Linked DNA regions of Homo sapiens: all the other regions are linked to region 4. A link is a contact called in ENCODE Hi-C or POLR2A ChIA-PET data. All regions are on one chromosome and are shown on one strand. The core of a region is the stretch at or near the end of the contact, and the rest is flanking DNA. Distances in the headings are between cores, read along the strand shown.

What was found. A loop is a pair of places that touch in the nucleus more often than their neighbours do. ChIA-PET counts read pairs that join two places held with the same protein, here RNA polymerase II (POLR2A). Pooled maps may share reads with other maps.
Region 1: a loop to region 4 is called in a pooled map, with 4 times the contacts of the local background. The contact joins the promoter of ETV2 here to the promoter of LINC01531 in region 4. A Hi-C loop is called at or near these places in 3 of 50 pooled maps. POLR2A ChIA-PET finds 5 or more read pairs at or near these places in 2 of 52 experiments (HEK293T and Panc1).
Region 2: a pooled map shows a loop between it and region 4 (3-fold over the local background). The contact joins the promoter of FXYD5 here to the promoter of LINC01531 in region 4. A Hi-C loop is called at or near these places in 4 of 50 pooled maps. POLR2A ChIA-PET finds 5 or more read pairs at or near these places in 2 of 52 experiments (HEK293 and activated CD8-positive, alpha-beta T cell).
Region 3: a loop to region 4 is called in a pooled map, with 3 times the contacts of the local background. The contact joins the promoter of LINC01766 here to the promoter of LINC01531 in region 4. A Hi-C loop is called at or near these places in 3 of 50 pooled maps. POLR2A ChIA-PET finds 5 or more read pairs at or near these places in 6 of 52 experiments (GM12878, H1, HEK293 and 3 more).

What each region holds. Positions count from the first base shown.
Region 1 is chr19:35,639,952-35,643,352 of GRCh38, reverse strand. ETV2 (ETS variant transcription factor 2) reads right to left here and starts at 1,608. Exons shown (of 7, transcript NM_014209.4): 1 at 1,197-1,608; 2 at 823-919; 3 at 655-738; 4 at 308-388; 5 at 1-79. The coding sequence starts at 892. RefSeq lists a silencer at 1-83 and an enhancer at 737-1,452.
Region 2 is chr19:35,153,243-35,156,566 of GRCh38, reverse strand. It overlaps FXYD5 (FXYD domain containing ion transport regulator 5), which reads right to left and starts at 1,832. Exons shown (of 9, transcript NM_014164.6): 1 at 1,758-1,832; 2 at 956-1,016. The coding sequence starts at 1,016. It overlaps FXYD7 (FXYD domain containing ion transport regulator 7), which reads right to left. Exons shown (of 6, transcript NM_022006.2): 6 at 2,265-2,673. The coding sequence ends at 2,651. RefSeq lists enhancers at 892-1,061, 2,000-2,864.
Region 3 is chr19:35,596,207-35,599,405 of GRCh38, reverse strand. It overlaps LINC01766 (long intergenic non-protein coding RNA 1766), which reads right to left and starts at 1,511. Exons shown (of 3, transcript NR_110750.1): 1 at 1,449-1,511. RefSeq lists an enhancer at 2,615-2,754.
Region 4 is chr19:35,403,764-35,407,125 of GRCh38, reverse strand. LINC01531 (long intergenic non-protein coding RNA 1531) reads right to left here and starts at 1,519. Exons shown (of 5, transcript NR_040046.1): 1 at 1,445-1,519; 2 at 1-541.

The DNA.
Region 1 (3,401 bases), core at 359-2,858, 240 kb before region 4:
GCGCCGCTCCAAGAGTCCCAGGCTGTGCACGCCATGTCTGTCCAGTCCCCGGACCACGGAAGAGCCTGAGAGTCGGGCTCTGTGAGGAGTAACGGATCCCGAGTGAGGGGAGCCCAGGTGCCCCCTCAAAAACTCTAGGGTCTAAGCTCTCAACCCTGGCACTTGGGGCCCGGCTGACCCGGATCCAGGTCATGCCACCTTGAGGGCGCAGGTGTTCTCAGTCCTCAAAGATCAGGGAGTCTACACCTCTAGCCCCGGTGCCTCGGGACCCCAGTCCCCACCTCCCACCGCCTCTCCCCACACTCACCCGCCCCCCATGGAACTTCTGGGTGCAGTAACGCGGAGCCCCAGTCCAGCTGTGGGAAGCTTGCCAGGGATGAGCTTGTACCTGAGTTTAGGGAGGACTGTGAGCAATGAAAGAGACCCCTCAACTACCCACTCTCTAGTCTCTACTTGTCAGGGACTGGGAGTTATGGCCCCCCAGCCCGTATTTCAGCACCCCGCGCCCCCTTTTCCTTCACCCTCAGGGGTCAAGCACGCGGCCCCTCCCCACCCAGTCCCAGGAACCTAGGCACGCCCCCCTCCTCCCTTTGCCCTAGGATCCCAGCCTCCCCGCTTCTTCTCCAGCACTTAGGGGTCCCAGCCCGCAGCCACCTTTCCAGCATGTCTCTGCTGTCGCTGTCGGCGTGTCCCCTTGGAGTGCCAGATCAGGGAAACAGAAGCCTAATTTGGCTCCTTCTGCAGGCGATAAGGGGTTAGGGTCAGCAGAGGCCCCACCTGGACACCCTCCCCACACACGTTGTGGCAGCCTCGGCAGCCTACCAAGCCCTGCCAGCTTGTTCCCTGGAGGCACTTCCTGTGGGGATGCCTCATCCCAGTTCCACAGGTCCATGGATGCGATGAAGGCCTTCTGAATGTTCTGGGTCGGGAAAAGTCCAGATGGCAATGGGTGAGCTGGTGACACTTGGAGGCCCTGGAGTCTGGGCCCCAGCCCTAGCTTCCCTCAGAGCCAGGAGTCCAGGCCTCCGCTCCCTCCTTCCCCAGGAGCCTAAAATCTTGGTCCTGGGAGTGAGGGACCCCAGCTCTCTTCCTCTGTTAGACCCAGGAGTCCAGGCCCCCGGCTTCTTGGGAGTCTAGTCCCCCAGGTCCTTCCTAACCCAGACACCCAGGCATCTAGTCCTCAGTTCATCGCTCACCTCTGGCGGGTTCCTCTGCCCCCAGCCGGGGGTCTCAGCCCCATTTCATACCATGCACCCCCTCCCCCAAGGGCCTGGGCAAGGGGGAATTTTCCGAGACGTCAGAGCAGGGGTCGCAGCCAGGCTCAAGTTGCAGAGGCAGGGGCGGGGCCGAGCCTCGACCCCAGCCTCGGGGATAGGTGCTGGCCTCTGGGGCTGCCCTGCTGCAGGGGTGGCGTGGGCTTGGAGCGAGGCTTGGGGAACAGCGGGCTGGGTGAGGGCAGGGCGGAGGCTGGGAGAAGTTTACGGGGTGATGGGGGCGGGGCGGGGGGCTTGGTGAACGGGCTGTCTGCCTCAGGGTCTCGATCCTGCGACATGGGGGGAGTGAGGGGAGAGGGTCTGGGGTCAGCTGGGCTAAGCTGGGCTTATCTGCAACAGGAAGAGGGATTTCCGGCCAGATTCCCCCACCCGCCCCCAGCGTCAGCTGACGTCACAATCGGCAGAGTAACTGCGGGGGCGTGGAGCAGGAGTGAAGGCCCACCCAATCCTCCACCAGGCCCAGTAGGGAGGGCGTCCTGGGGCTGCTTCCCAGGAGTGCCAATCATAGCAATATTGACATCAACAATTTCAACAATAACAATAGTAGCAATAACGGCCAACATTAAATGAGGGCTCATTGTGTGAAACCAACTGTGCCATACCCCTTCATTGAATCCTTCTATGAGGCAAGTACAATACATACTCTCATTTGATGAAGGGGGAAGGTAAGGCAGGCATCCTCCCACTGCTCTCCTTCTCCAGACCCCATGCCCTTCCGCGCTGTAATAGTTTAGGACAATTGGGGAAACTGGAGTATGAACTGAATATGAAATATCATAGAATTCTTTTCTTAGATTTGATAATGGTATTCAGGAGGAAAGATATCATTTAGAAAATGAACTCAGAGATGAAATGTTATAATGTCTGTAACTTGTGGTTGGGCGCGGTGATTCACGCCTGTAATCCCAGCACTTTGGGAGGCTGAGGCGGGTGGATCATCTGAGGTCAGGAGTTCTAGATCAGCCTGTCCAACATGGTGAAACCCTGTCTCTACTAAAAATACAAAAAATTAGCCAGGCGTGGTGGCGGGTGCTTGTAATCCCAGCTACTCGGGAGGCTGAGGCAGGAGAATTGCTTGAACCAGGGAGATGGAGGTTGCAGTGAGCCAAGATCATGCCATTGCACTCCAGCCTGGGGAACAAGAGCGAAACTTCATCTCAAAAAAAGAAACAACAAAAAAAAAGTCTGTAACTTGCTCAAATAATTCAGCAAAAAACAACAAAAAACCACAGCTATACATGTAACATATACATACATACATGAAATATTTAGGACATACCTAAACTATAAAATTGTTCACGTAAAATTCAATAACTGGGTGTCCTATATATATATAAAATATTTTTCGAGATGGAGTCTCACTCTGTCGCCCAGGCTGGAGTGCAGTGGTGCGATCTCAGCTCACTGCAACCTCTGCCTCCCGGGTTCAAGCAATTCTGGTGCCTCAGCCTTCCAAGTAGCTGGGATTACAGGCAAGCACCACCATGCCCGGCTAATTTTTTGCATTTTTAGTAGAGATGGGGTTTTGCCATGTTGGCCAGGCTGGTCTCGAACTCCTGACCTCAAGTGATCCACTTGCCTCGGTCTCCCAAAGTGCTGGGATTACAGGCGTGAGCCACCATGCCTAGGCTAATTTTTGCATTTTTAGTAGAGATGGGGTTTTGCCATGTTGGCCAGGCTGGTCTCAAACTCCTGGCCTCAAGCTATCCACCTGCCTTAGCCTTAGTGCTGTAATTAGAAGCATGAGCCACCACCGTGCCCAGCCATCCTGCTGTATTTTAATAAGTATGTAATATTTACCATTAAAAATAACTTTTGCATATCGGCATCTTCCAGTCCCCAGCCCAGCCTCTTGATCATTAACTACTTGCCGTTCTGGAGAGCGGGTGGCATTGCTCCTCCTTCCATTTTACAGTAAAGTAAACCGGGGGTCCCATGGAGTGGGAGTGGGACTGGGATTGGAATCAGTGTGGGGTAAGCCACAGAGCCCTGGAGCATCACTGGTCCCTCTATCCGTCCAGCGCGGAGGCCTGAAGGGAGTCCTGGCTTCCCATCCTTGAAGCTGGCCTCTTGTCTGTCTCTCCATGTCTCTCTGCCCTCTTTCTTCAGGTTGGCATATCTAAAGCT
Region 2 (3,324 bases), core at 583-3,082, 250 kb after region 4:
AGTGTTTGTTGGTCCAAATGTCACCTCCTCAGTGAGGCCCTCCCTGACCACCCAGTTTAAACAATCCTCATTACCTCTACTTTTCTGCAAGCACGTATCACCTCCTAGCACACGATATAATTTACTAACTTGTCTCTCTCCACTAGAGTGTGACCTCTTGTTTTATTCAGTGCTGTTTCCCCAGTGCACAGAATATCTAGCACATAGTAGGTGCTCAATAAATATTTGTCAAATGACTGAACGAGTATATGAAAATCATTTTATGAAGGAGAAATGAGGGCGCCTTCAGTGGGGCATGCACCCTGGGTTCTGGGGGCAGGCAGGACAGTTGTTTTCTCAGCTCCTCCACCCATTCTCCTCTGACACAGGGCACTTCCCTTCGCTGAGCCTCAGTTTCCTCATCAGTAAAATGGGCAAGACAACAGGTGTGACTGACTGTCAGAGGCAAAGCCTAACTGACCTAACACACACCACACCTGCCACACAGAAAGAACGATCAATACCCCCCTGTGGTTCCCATCTTTCAGGAGACACTTTCCAGGCAAGGCTGAGATGTTGCCAACTCTTTGGACTAACCCCAGCTCAACAGCTTTGCCTAACTGTGTAATGCCTGGGGACTCTGGGAGCCTAGGTTTCCTGGCTGCTGAGTAGAAAACCGACACCAATCTCCCCGCCAAATGAAACTCAGTGAGTTCTTCTTGGAGGTGAAATTGGAGGATGCTCAGCAGGACAGGCCCTGGCCAGACTCACTGGAAGCAGCCACCCGGGTCTGAGGTGTCCAAAGAGGGTGTAACGTCGCCCCGCCATAGGGATCCCCACTTCCTGGTGCCGGCTCAGCGGGAGGGTGACAGGGCAGGACAACGTTCACACGGGCCAACCACCCACCCCGCAGCACACGTGGGGCTGGCCTGGCTGGGGGCTCTGGGGCAGGGTGGAGGCCAGAGATGGGTCTTACCTCTGGTGGGGAGAATCAGGCCAACGATGGTGAGAAGACACAGGCGACCAGAGGGCGACATCTGTGGGACCAGGCGATGCTGGGGTCAGCCATGATGTCAGTGAGACCGACCTCCGGCAGCCCCCGGGGATCCTGCAGCCCTTTCCCTGCCCTGAGCAAAAACCTCTGGCTTCCAAGACCCCCTGCCAGGGGCTGACGGCTGGCCTCAGGGGAAAGGGGAGGGTCTTAGGTGGGGATACCAAACCGTCACCCTGCTTCCTTCCCCTGCAGGTCCCCAAAGAAAACAAGAAGCATGAGATAAATGGGTCTTCCAGCAGCTGCAAGGGCCGGCGGGCACTCCTGAAGCAGAGAAACACCTCCCTGCGCCTTCCGCCAGGCGCTTATCCCTCACTGGGACTGACGCAAGGAGGGGACTGGGGCAGAGGAGTAGATAGGAGGCCTCTTCCCTCCCCCAGGGGCCCAGAGCCCGGGAGTCGGCGAGGAGGGGAAGGAGGAAGAGTGAGTAACGCCTCCCGCGCTCAGAGGAAAAAGTGAGTTGGTGTCAGGGGCCGCCTTGCAGGGATGGCGCGCTGGAGAGACCTAAGAGGCACTGGTCCGAGGGGGGTGGCAGAGAGCTGGGGAGACTGAGGCAGGCGGGCGGGAGCGAGGCAGAGCGGCCCACTGTAGCCCAGGAGAGGAGGCAGAGAGATGTGGGCGTGGATGGGGGGCGGAGAGGAGCGGAAGGGGTCAAACCCCTACCCACCTGAGCCCGGCCCGTGGGCAGAGGGGCAGCGGATGGAGGTGGCGCACGAGAGGGACTTACGTCGGAGCTGGGGGTCCTAAGCCGGCAGCCTCGTGGAGAGAGGGACGCGGCGGTGGCTGCTGCGTCCAGGCGGAGGGTGTGGCCAGGGGAGCGCGAGCGGGCGGGGACCCAGACGGGCTCAGTCATTTCCTCTTGGGTTTCCTGGCTTCAGAGCCCGGGGTGGGAGCAGGAGGGGGAATCGCTGAGGGCGACGGGGGGCAGGGGTGAGGGCATAGTGGTGGGAGAGGGTGGGAACGGGGATGGGGCAGGCAGGTCTAGGGTGAGTGGACGCCTCTGAGAGAGCAGGGGGAGAAACGGGAGGGCTCTATTCTGGGGTCGCTGGAGGAAGGGAAAGGACAAATCCGGAGGTGTTGAGGAAGGAGAAGGGATTGAAGGGGGGCATCTCGGGGCACTGGGGGAGGAGAATGAAGAGGGGGCGACTCCGGGCACGCAGGGGAGAGCTACCCCAGGTTCAGTTCTGCACCCCTACCCACACCGTGCCCCACAGATGAGAACACACAGACAGAACAGAGGAAAAAACCAAATGCACATTTATTAAGCTCAAGACATGGACACTGAGGGGCCAGGGGGACGGATCTTCGGGGATGAGACAAGGAGGTGCAGGGGGGCCATACACGGGGATGCTGGGGGTGCTGGGCCGGGATGGACTCCCGGATCCCAGGAGCTGGAGGCCTGAGGCCCTGGGTCTGGGGTGCAGACGGGCTCTTTGGGGGATCGTCATTGCCAAGGCCTGGAGAGGGACAGCAGGGTGCAGCGGCTCCAGCCTTGGGGTGGGTGGGGCGGCTCATTCCGGGGAGCGCTCCCGGCGCGCGGCTGGGTCCCCACCGCCTCCACCCGGTCCTCAGGCTCCCGCGCTCAGGCAGGGTCGGCAGCGGAGTTTCCTCGGGAAGGTGTTACACGCCGCCGCCACCAGGGGCTGGGGAGAGAGGGGGTGCGTGAGCCACTAGAAAGGTGGAAACTGCCTCCCTCCCCACAGCTCGTTGGCTCTCCATTCCCCGGCACCATGGAAGCCAGACCCCAGGGACTGTCACCCCAGAGCTAACACTGAGGAGCTGTCTTGCCTCCCACACTCTAATGTCTTGTTCCCTTGGGGACACCTCCTGGCTGCTGTCATGGAGAGAAACACCTGCTACGGGGCTGGCGACCCCAGACCCAACCTGGGCTTTTGGGGCTATCCGCCTGCCAGAAAGGGAGTCCCCATCTCCCTTCCCATTTGCAATCTCCTCCTACACCCTCACTCCTTTCCTACACTCCCTGTCCTGAACATTTGGATACAACGGGAAGTCCCCCATTCCCCACCCGCTGCAGACCATCATTCACCTAGGATAGACCAGAAACCTGTGCAAAGTCTTCAGCTGTGCCCCAGGTGACAAGGCCAACCCCCATGCTGCCCCACGCATCCATAAGTGCCTTGTTCATGTTTTAAAACTCATTAAATAAACATGAAACAGGCCAAGCGCTGTGGCTCACGCCTGTAATCCAAGCACTTTGGGAGGCCGAGGATGGCGGATCGTTTGAGGTCAGGAGTTTGAGACCAGCCTGGCCAAAATGGTGAACCACCATCTCT
Region 3 (3,199 bases), core at 262-2,761, 190 kb before region 4:
GCCACTTGAGGAGCCGGGATTACAGGTGTGCACCACTATGCCCGCTAATTTTTGTATTTTTAGTAGAGACTGAGTTCATCGGTCTGGTAGTTGGCCAGGCTAGTCTTGAACTCCTGGCCTTGAGTGATCCTCCCACCTCGGCCTCCCAAAGTGCTGGGATTACAGGCGTGAGCCACCACGCCCGGCCCATAGCTCCTCTTGTAACCTGTTAAATATATGTGTTTAACCACCCTGTCATCATATCTCCACAGGAGCTCCAGGTACAATTGACAGCTGGGAATGTGCCTGACAATTAAGACTAAATGCTGTGTACACATCTCAGATAATTCAGTAAATGTCTCAATAGCCCTGAGAGACATGCACCTAAAAATCAAAGCTATGTCTGACCCCACATTATCACCAGGTCAATGGTTGGCATCCTGTTGCAGGTGAGGACTGTTCTCACCTGGAAAGAAGCTATTTACAACTTTGGCCCTAGTTGCAATGATAGACATACTTCTCTGCTGTGGATTTTTCTGCTGTTTCACCTTCTATATGGGAATGCAAGACAGACTTCCCCAGAGACTTTCCAGACCTTACACCATATTGGTCCAACTACTCATAAATATTTCCAACTCCAAGTGGATCGGTTCCATTCTGATGACTAATCACAATGCCCTCTTTCAGCAGGAAGTAGCCAGCATGAATGTGGCATCCAAATCCCATAGAAATGGAATGGAATTTGACAGTGGGAAACTGTAATTGAGTACCACATTTTTTTTTTTTGAGACAAAGTCTTGCTGTGTCGCCCAGGCTGGAGTGCAGTGGCGTGAGCTCAGCTGCAACCTCCGCCTTGTGGGTTGAAGCGATTCTCCTGCCTCAGCCTCCCAAGTAGCTGGGACTACAGGCACCTGCCACCACGCCCGGCTAATTTTTGTATTTTTAGTAGAGACGGGGTTTCACTGTGTTGGCCAGGCTGGTCTTGAACTTCCGACCTTGTGATCTGCCTGCCTCAGCTTCCCAAAGTGCTGGGATTACAGGTTTGAGCCACTGTGCCTGGCCAGAGTACCCCATTTTTAAAGAAAAAAAAGGATTTTTTTCCTTTTTCTTTTCCCCCCATCTCCTACTTAACTCTTTAGGAATGCAACTGTAACCTCCCTACATGGCAAGCTTATCTAACAATATGTTTACTTAGAAGTTCCAGGGACTGAACCTTGAAACAAATCAGGCACCCCCAGAATTCTCTCCCATCAGATTGCCTTGAGACAATGGTCAATTTCTCTTCTCACGATGGTGACAGCTAGAACACCTGATAGATAAGACATCAAAGCATGTCACATAGACCCCACACCTCCTTGCCCCCCACCTTTATGTCATTCACATCAAGCCCCCCTTTAAAAGTCCCTGCTTTCTGTCCTGAAAGCTGAAGCAATACCCTTAAGGCAGGAACCTGTACCTCTTCCCCTCACCTGAGCTCTGGAATAAAGTCACCTTCTTTCTACCAGAACTTGCTCTTGTTAATTGGACTCTGCAAGCGTGGAGTGACTGGACCTGTGTTTGGGTATAAAACCTTCATTATAAATTCACTGTTCCCTTATAAAACTCTCACCCTGTAAAACTTCTTTGTCTTCTGTTTTTTTTTTTTTTTTTTTTTTTTTTTCAGAGACAGGGTCTTCTCTCCCAGGCTGTAGGAGTGCAAAGGCACAATCATAGCTCAGTGCAGCCTCAAACTCCTGGGCTCAAGTGATCCTCCTGCCTCAGCTTCCTGAGTGGCTGGGACTACAGGTGCACACCACCAGGCCCAGCTAACTAAAATTTTGTTTTGTTTTGTTTTTGTTTTGCTGGGTGTGGTGGCTGACGCCTGTAATCCCAATACTTTGGGAGGCCGAGGTGGGCGGATCACCTGAGGTCAGGAGTTTGAGGCCACCTTGGCTAACATAGTGAAACCCCGTCTCTACTAAAAATACAAAAATTAGCCGGGCGTGGTGGCACGCACCTGTAATCCCAGCTACTTGGGAGGCTGAGGCAGAACTCGGGAGGTGGAGGTTGAAGTGAGCCAAGATCCTGCCACTGCACTCCAGCCTGGGTGACACAGCGAGACTCTCTCAAAAAAAAAAAAAAAAAAAAAAAATTTTTTTCTTTTGGTAGAGATGGGGTTTTGCTACAATGTTGCCCATGCTGGTCTTGAATTCCTGGGCTCAGGTGATCCTCCCACCTCTGCCCCCCAAAGTAAAACTTCTGTTAGCTCTCTCACTGTTCCTTTTATAATATCCTTTACTTCGTCCCTATGAATCCTGCGGGGTCCTGCTGTAAACCTTTCCTGTTCGCCCATAAGCTCCCTGCCCCTTTAGCTCCTCTAAGACCTTATTTGACCACCTATTCACTCCTCTTGCTGGGACTATAGGCGCCCGCCACCACGCCCGGCTAATTTTTGTATTTGTAGTAGAGACAGGGTTTCAGTCTCTACTTCTTTGTCACCTTACAAAGTCCTGCCCTGTCTCCCTCTAACACCTCTCAACTTCTGAAACCAGCTTTCTGACTCTTTGAACTCCCTCTCCAACCACGTACAACAGCCTTCCTGTTCTAAACCCGTGCCCTTGTGACATATGTCTGTGTCCACTTATATCACCCCTGAGGTTCCTTTATGATACCCTTTCTGCTCTCATCATTTCCCCTCTACTCTAACACTCCTCCTCCTACTCCTGCCCTCCTGGAACATTCCCAGGAGGGCACCTAGGTCTGGCACTATGCTCTTCCTTGATCACCAACCACAGGGGATTACCATGGCGGCCAGGCAGGCCCCGCCTCCTAGCCTGTCTCTCTACTTCTACTGGCCAATTGGAGGTGGTATGTCATAGGGTGGGAACCAACACCTGGCTTCTGATTGGTTTGATGGGGTGACAGCTCCTTCTACTCTCTCAAGTGATTGGCCAATTGAGGAATCCCTGGTTCCACCTTCAAAACAGACCTATAAATAAGCCTCATTTCCTTGATCATCTTTGTTTAAAGATTCCTCCTGAGCATCTTGAGAGAAAAGCACTACTTGGGGCAAGAGTGATGTAGGCCTCGGAGTCTTGTGTTTCAGGAAAAACACAATGCATTTTCTCTGCTCTCATACCACAACAGTCAACACAGAAGAGTTCTTTGATCAAATGTGTGGGTTCCCCCCTTTTTCCCCACCCCCTCAAGCCCCTCCAACACCAAGCAAACAATCATTTCT
Region 4 (3,362 bases), core at 270-2,769:
CATGGTGGCACCACTGCAAACCAGCCTGGGCGACAGAACAAGACCCTGTCTCAAAAAAAAAAAAGTTTAAAAATGAATAAAATAATGAGGCCTTAACCTATGACAGATAGCATATCACCTGCTGGCCCATCTGTACATCTCATTCTGCATTCGAGAACTTCAGAAGTAGAGGACCAGATGAATGGGAGTGGCCCTGCCGCCACGGGGCTGAGCTCCACCGCTTTTGTCCTGCTCCTCCTCGCCAGGCCCTGACCATCTCTCCACTGACTTGTCCTGGCCCCTTTTCCATTTCTGTGGCCTCTTCCCTCTCCTCCTTGGAGAGTAGCCTGTCCTCTGCTCCCTGCATGCTCTCCTTCCATCCCGTCTCTTCCTGGGGTTATGATCCCAGCAACCTCTTCCCTGAGCCCAGGCGAGGTCAGGTCCCTTGCCTTTTCCTGCAGGTAGATGGGTGGGTTTTCAAAGATGTCTGGTTTCAGAAGCCGGTGGCATCTTGTCTAACTGGACCACCTTTTCCTTTTCCACCAACGGCAGGCTTTTATACCTGGAAGAGTCATGTGGTCAAAAAGAGGAAAGTCAGTGGTTGAGCTCTTTCTAAAGCAGCTTGACCTTCTGGGTCTCCCACCAGATTTTGTCCCCAACAGACTTATTTCACCCAGAGTCCAATTTTTTTTTTTTTGAGGCAGAGTCTTGCTCTATCACCCAGGCTGGAGTTTAGTGGTGCGATCTCAGCTCACTGCAACCTCTGCCTCCCTAGTTCAAGTGATTCTCCTACCCCAGCCTTCCAAGTAGTGGGATTACAGGTGTGCAACACCACGCCCGACTAATTTTTGTATTTTTTGTAGACAGGGTTTCACCATGTTGGCCAGGCTAGTCTCGAACTCCGAACCTCAAGTGATCCGCCTGCCTTGCCTCCCAAAGTGCTGGGATTACAGGCGTGAGCCACTGTGCTCAGCCCAGAATCCAAATTTGAACAGTTTTTTCAGGCTTCCTCCTCCCCCTACATTCCAAGAGGTTGAATTCTGTTTCCTTCCCATGGGCAATTATCCCACACGACTACACGCACATCCATCTCTCACTTCCGCTTTTTCTTTCTTTCTTTCTTATTTTGTTGTTGTTGTTTTGAGACAGGGTCCCACTCTGTTGCCCAGGCTAGAGTTCAGTGGTGCAATCGCGGCCCACTGCAGCCTTCACCTTTCGGGCTCAAGTGATCCTCACACCTCAGCCTCCCGAGAAGCTGGGCCACAGGTGCACGCCACTGCATCTGGCTAATTTTTTGTATTTTTGGCAGAGACGGGGTTTCACCATGTTACCAAGAGTTGTCGAACTCTTGAGCTCAGGCAGTCCACCCGCTTTGGCCTCCCAAAGTGCTAGGATTACAAGTGTGAGCCACCATGCCCAGCCCCAAGTTTGTTTTTAGAAAAAAAAACCTAGCATTGTCCCTTGCCTATAACAGACACTCAAATCCTTGTGGAATGTAAGGATGGAGGTTGGATGTGCCTGTGAATACTTGCTAGCTGATGACACAAGCAAAGAATGTGTCAGAACCTGCGCCTTTTGTCTCCTGTCCTTTATCTGCATTCTGTTGCCCGGGTTACTGGTATGGGGACATCTTTGGTGCTGAGGTCTAGGTTCCAATGAGTCAAAGGGAGAATTCAAACTAAGTTGTCTGGCAGCACCCCAAGACTGTGCTGACCTCACACACAGCTGTATCACGGGAGTGGGCAGTGCATCATCTCAAATCCAACTCAACTGAGCAATGGTTCGGGCTGAGTCACACCATGTATGAATCGGGGGGCGGGGGTATGTGGCTCCTCTCCAACAAGCCACACTGTCTGCTTCCCTGTCACAAAACACATGGAGCCGTTACTCTGTGTGAGGTACTGTTCTAGGAGCTGGAGACAAGAGTGAACAGGATGAACAGAAAACAAGTAGACAAACCAACAAGGCAATTTTACAGGAAGAAAGGAAGTAGGCCAGGCAAGGTGGCTCACGTCTGTGATCTCAACGCTTTGGGAGGCCCAGGCAGGAGGACTGCTTGAGGCCAGGAGTTCAAAACCAGCCTGGTCAACATAGCGATACCCCGTCTCTACAAAAAGTGAGATAAAAAGTCAGGCATGGTGGCTCACACCTATAATCCCAGCTACTTAGGAGGCTGAGGCAGGAGGAGGATTGCTTAAGGCTGGGTGTTTGAGACCAGCCTGGGCAACATAGTGAGATCCCCTGTCTCTACAAAAAAGGATAAAAATAAAAAATTAGCCAGGCATGGTGGTGCACACCTGTAGTCCTAGATACTCAGGAGGCTGAGGCGGGAGGATCACTTGAGCCTAGGAGTTGGAAATTAAAATGAACTATGATGGCACCACTCCAATCCAGTGGTCCTGTCTGGGGGAAAAAAAAGGGAAAGAAAATAAATCGGCTAGGCGTGGTGGGGTTCATGCCTGTAACCCCAGCACTTTGGGAAGCTGAGGCGGGCACATCACTTGAGGTCAGGAGTTTGAGACCAGCCTGGCCAACATGGTGAAACTCTGTCTCTACTAAAAATACAAAAATTAGCCAGGTATGGTGGCGGGCACTGGTAATCCCAGCTACTCAGGAGACTGGGGCAGGAGAATCACCTTAACCTGGGAGGCAGAGATTGCAGTCAGCCGAGATCATGCCACTGCACTCCAGCCTGGGCGACAGAGGAAGACTCTGCCTCAAAAAAAAAAAAAAAAAAGGACCAAAAATCAAACAACAACAACAACAACAACAAAAAGCAAGCAGGGAAATTGAGAGAGAGAGAGAGAGAGATGGGCAGGGCCTGTCAGGAAAGGCCTGGGACATTTGAATGGGTGAGAAGGAGCCACTATCTGAAGAGCGTTCCAGGTAGGGGCACCAGCGGGAACTTAGCCTGAACCATGGCTCGGTTGAGTTGGACTTGAGATGTCGCACCGCCCACTCCCATGATGCAGCTGTACGTGAGGTCAACACAGCCTTGGGATGCTGCAAAACAGCTTAGTCTGAATTCTCCTTTTTTTTTTTTTTTTGAGACAGAGTCTCACTCTGTTGCCCAGGCTGGAGTGCAGAGGCGATCTCGGCTCACTGCAACCTCCATTCTCCTGGGTTCACGCCATTCTCCTGACTCAGCCTCCTGAGTAGCTGGGATTACAGGCACTCACCACCACACCTGGCTAATTTTTGTATTTTTAGTAGAGATGAGGTTTCACCATATTGGTCAGGCTGGTCTCGAACTCCTGAGCTCAGGTGATCAACCCACCTTGGCCTCCCAAAGTGTTGGAATTACAGGCGTGAGCCACTGTGCCCGGCCTGAATTCTCCCTTTGACCTCATGGAACCTAGGCCTCAGCACCAAGGATGTCTGAA